Regions from separate parts of the Mus musculus genome. Here region 2 is linked to region 1. A link is a loop called in an ENCODE intact Hi-C map of the cell type or tissue named here. Cell type or tissue: left cerebral cortex. All regions are shown on one strand.

Region 1 (2,500 bases):
CCCTCAAAGGGGTCTTGGTCCACAGCTTGAGAACCGGTATCATAGTGGAAGGAGAGACTTCACATTGCAGAGTTGTCCTCTGAGCACCCAGCATATACCATGGCATGTACACACACACACACACACACACACACACGCACACGCACACGCACACGCACACGCACGCACACACACATGTACATGCACATGTATGAGATTGTGCACATATACATGTATGTGCATATACACATGCACACACATGGACTCACACACATATGTATAAGCATACTAAATAAAATGAAGATAAATGTTAATTATCAATAATACTTAATTTAATGCTATGGTTCATTTTGGCTTCTATTCATCCTGCTAATAAATTTGTTTGTGGTTTGCTCTGCTCTTTTCTGCTTTCATGGATATGGTGGTTTCCAGCTGGGGAATTTTCAGCTTTGGGTCCTCCACATCTGTATCATGACTCTGCCTGATCAGTCTTTCTTCTCTGCCTTGGTATAGACACAGTCACACCATTCAATGTCTTTGTGTGTTGCTGCTAATAGCTCTGTCATGCCTTCATGTGTGTGTGTGTGTGTGTGTGTGTGTGTGTGTGTGTGTGTGTGTGTGTTTCGTTCAGAATAAAGTGATTTTTAATTTATAGCATGCTGGAGACTTCTTGGTTTTCTACAGACATCCTTGAGCTTTGCTATGGGACCCACAGGTGAGTTACATAGACACAGTGGACCCTTCCACATCTTCTCTGAAGTCTGGTGAATCGAGGCCACCATGAGTCTAAAGAACATGAAGCGCCATGCCAGGACAAGGTGAGGCCCTCTGGACCCTTCAGAACTTGAAGTTTGAAGTCTTATTGTGGAGAGGGGAAGCTCTTGTGACAAGTTGCCTGCAGGAATCTGAGGGGTCAAGCTGTGGTCCTTAGGGCAATCCTTTCTCTAGCCCTGTCTATTTCTTCACCATGTCCCGTTACAGTCCTCTTATTCTGTGTGTGTCAGAACCCCTGTGGTAGTAAGTGTTGTCAACTTGAGGGAGTTTAAACCTGGGAGCCTGGCTTCTGGGCATGCCTCTCAGAGGATTGTCTTAAGGATGGTGATGGAGGTAAGAAGATTCCCACCCTGTAGGTGGCACTGTTCCGTGGCTGGGTTCCTGAACTGTGTAAATAAAAAGTATTTGCAGCAGCGGTAGCTGCGTTCTGAGAAGCTGCTTCAGGCACCTGCCTGGATCTTCCTGCCATGCTGGACAGTGTCTTGAACCGTGAGCATAAACAAGCCCTCCCCCTCAACAAAGAAGGTAATTATAGCAACCGGACAAGAAACCAAAAAAATCATACTGAATTGTTATTCATGCTTTAAAAGTATCGGGTTATTTTAAAAATACCATACTGTAGAATAAAATGCATACAGAAAAAAAAATCACATAAAGCAAATGTGTGGTTAACACATTTTTCTCCGGCAAACATGGATTCGAGAAAGAGAGCTTGCTCATCCAGGAATGAGCCCTGCACCAGCCGCTCCCTTCACTCATGCAAGCAAGCATCAGCCTGATGCCTGATGTATCTACAGGCCTGGTTTTATCATTTAAATGTGAATTCCTGGACACTGCAGCTTAGTCCTGCGTGATTTTTGAAAATCTGACATGTCTTTTCAGTTTTCTCCACCCTGTAAACTCTTCTCTGATTTCTTTCCTCGCTCAGCCATTATCTGCAGGGAAGCCTGGCGCCTCCGACTCATATCCTCCCTCCAGGCTGGATGGTGCCGATAGCATTCTCTACACCCGCCTCTCCTTTATGCCTTCCTGAACATTGGCAGCAGAGCCAGGGACTGGGTCAGGCCAAGGCTTAAGCCCTCTCTAAAGTCGTTATTTGGTGTCTGGCCAGAAGTTGAGTGTATCTCATTTTGCCATACAAATAGCCCCAGGCTGTCAATGCTTGCAACCTCTCCCTCTCCTTCCCTCTGAGTTGCAAAAGATGCCTTTCTATTTTGTACTTCCTTTTTTTTTTTTTTTTTTTTTTTTTTTTTTTTTTTTTTTTTTTTTTTTTGCTTTCTATTTGTCAACTGGCTTTTCAAGAATTTAAGGGGAAAATCAGTCAGTCACTGCTTGCCCACCGCTTAGCTCTCTGAGCGGTGTCTCTCATTTCTCCTTTGGTGGAAAGAATTTTATCTTTCCTTCCAGTGTGGGAATTCAGATAGTGGATTCTCTGTCCTCATGTTTATGAAAACATTTTTCATTTGACCCTTGATTTTAAAGGCATTGTGTCTGGGTACAGATGTCTGGGCTGAGATTTAAAGATGGCTGGTCTCATTGTCTCCCTGCCCCATTGTTCCTGTGGACAAATGAACTGTGACTTTTGTTTCTGCCGTCCATGGGAAACACCCTTGTCCCTGCTTTTAACGGTGGTACATAGTGGCTTCGCCACTGTGTGCTTTGTGTTTTCCCATTACCTTTCATTTTATTGAATTTCTCTGATCTTAAATTTCACCTATGATTGATGTATATATGTGTGTCTGATGCT
Region 2 (2,500 bases), 150 kb before region 1:
TCCTGGCTGTTTTGTTCCTGTTCTCTGTCATACAAATGTCAAGAAAGAATTTAAATGAGGGGAAACTGCCTCAAAGGTTGTGTTTCTGGCAAGATTTCAGATTCTGGTGACTAGGGGGCCCGTGCAGGGCCTTCCTCAAATGACAGCACAGCAAGGCAGGGAGGCACGCCAGTGTGGGGACATGACAACACCCACCTCTTGCTTCCTGGTTCCCACAGTAGCCTGAGGCGTGTCGCGTTGGTCTGGTCAATGCACACCCAATCAAAGAATTGGGGCCTGACCCAGAACCTCCGGATCCTGTCCCATCCCTTTTCTGTCTCTGATCCTTCCAAATCCTTCTTGGGGCCTCTTCAGGTAATGCTCTCCCATCAATGTGCTGATCCCTGCTAAGGCTGAGTTGGCTGCTGGGTCCCCCAGCTCTGTCTTGATCAGCAAGCTTCACCCACTGTGTGTCATCCCCACTCCACACCAAAAGCTCTGGTTTGCTCAGGATCAGTGGTCTAGGTGTCTTCCCAGGAACACTTGCCTGGCGATATAAGGAGTTCAAAACCAGGGACAGAGAAGACTCTGAGTTTGATCCTGAGGGCTCACGCAGGCCGTGAAGCACCTGTTCTGGCTTCTGATAGCTCTTTCAGGGGTGGCAAGTGAGGTTTGTGGGTACAGAAGCACCAGACAGTAAAGAGAGGTTAACCCATTATCAGTGGCAGAGGTATCCTAGAACCAATGGAATGGGGTCCTGGCAGGAGGGGACCCTAGAGTGGAATCATAGGAGTTGGAGGGAGGAAGAACATTGGGAGGAGCCAGGCAGACAAGATGGATATGAGAAGTCTGCACAGGGACCACCCTCCAAGTCTGCATTGGCAGTCATGGAGATTCAGATTAGTACTCAGGAATCAAAGTCTGAAGTTCCCCAGGATGGAGTGTTGGTCCTGAGTTTGGGAGGGACTTGCCTAGATTAGGGAAGATTTGACCTGAGTGGTTTCTGGGCTTCTGCCCCAGGGCTCATCCTCTTGTAAAGCAACGAGACTGAAAACAGCCTAGCTCGAACACACAGCACACAGCACACACCTCTCTGGCTGCCTTCAGCTCCACTGGGGAGAAACGGGAGAGCAAGGGGTGGCAGTCGCAAGAGTGGAGCCTGTGGAGGTAATTAATCACTTTTCAATTAGCATTCAGGAGCTGCTGTCTGAGGACTCGGAGTAGGCTGGCTCTGCATTGCTGTGCCAGGCTCCGGATGCAATTTTATAAACGTTGTGAGCTGAAATAGCAGCTCTAAGCTGAGCAGGCATCCGAACCAGAGAGACATGGAACACAGCAGCAAGGGGTGGGGCGGGGTAATGAGGCCTGTGCCTGGAACAGAACCCTGGGCTGCCCTGCTGCATGGAGGACTAGTCCAAAGGTGTGGGAGGACTCTGGCATACAGCTGGCACTCCATAAATGCTCCCAGTACATCCCGGTGGGGATATGGATATTTTCGGGGCAGGTGGAGATTTATAAGTGTTCTGAGGGGTAAGCTCTGCTCCTGACCCTTGCCTGTTGGCTAAGTACCATGTGGGTCTTCACTGGCCTCCATTTTTCACCTTCTCCCAGGGAAGAGGCTATGCTGACCACTTTACAGATGATGGCTCACAGCAGAAACATTGCAGGGATTGTCCTGGGCAATAGACTGATTGTGGAGTGCTGCCTGCAGTTGATAGCCATTCACATCTTGCTGCATCCTTACCTTTCCAGAAATGGGGCAAGACCTCCCTGGGGCTGGGGGATGGAGACCAAGCTGGCATCCTCCTGAAGGTACAAGTTAGAGAGACAGATCCTTGTATGCTCCCTTCCTTGCCTCAGAAATGGTTCCACAGTTGGCAGGTACCACTGTTGGGAGCCATGTCATCTGGGGATAGAGGGAACGTCAAGGATTGTCTCTGAGCCACAAATCTCCTTTTTGGGCAGCATACAGAAGATAGGACAGTGGATAAACACCAAGGGACCTGGGTCAGGCATCTGATCCTCTAACAACTTGACCTCTGGCTCCTGCCTCCAGACAGAGCTCATTTCTGTTGTGAGCATCTTCCACTTCTGTTGTGCTGGCTCAGGAGATCAAGGCAATATGGAAGTAGACACCACGTTACAGTTAGGAAGAAGCAGCTGGTGAGGAACTTCCAGGCACAGGCCCCACTGTGGAAAACATAGTCCCCACTGGCTGGAGACCTAAGCTAGACACCCAGAGGGATTGGGGAGGGGACCTTGGGAGAGCTCAGGGTTAGGTCAGGTTGCCAGGGTGAAAACCACAGGTAGTCCTTGGGGGTTGGGTATGATAAGAGTCAGATCGGAGGAGACACATGCTTAGGGGCTCTGTGTTTCTCGTGGGACTTAAAACTGTCACCAGACATGACTACTCAACTTCAGACAGGACTATAGGCCCAGATGAGTATCTTCTCTGTAGCCTACCCAAGCCACAGCCCCACTTTGTCAGTGGTGGAGGAAGGGCTTTTGCAAACAGACGTCC

The links. Hi-C counts contacts between places; a loop is a spot of excess contacts. Peaks named below come from ENCODE experiments on the same cell type or tissue, not always from the same donor. Only the 100,000 strongest peaks of a DNase experiment are listed, where the experiment ranks them.
Region 2: a loop joins it to region 1, with 2.6 times the contacts of the local background. A loop is called at or near these places in 1 of 42 quality-filtered maps.

The regions. Positions count from the first base shown.
Region 1 is chr15:74,178,789-74,181,288 of GRCm38, reverse strand. No RefSeq gene overlaps it. Among named protein-coding and RNA genes, the nearest start is that of Gm32918, 24 kb to the left of the region's middle. In left cerebral cortex, a CTCF peak has its summit at 1,103 (motif pointing right); DNase peaks (open chromatin) are centred at 1,127, 1,507 and 1,745.
Region 2 is chr15:74,324,436-74,326,935 of GRCm38, reverse strand. All of the region lies in intron 3 of Gm19859 (a long non-coding RNA gene), which reads left to right. Among named protein-coding and RNA genes, the nearest start is that of Gm32839, 40 kb to the right of the region's middle. In left cerebral cortex, no CTCF peak of the experiment used is centred here; DNase peaks (open chromatin) are centred at 228 and 1,234; H3K27ac peaks cover 694 bases.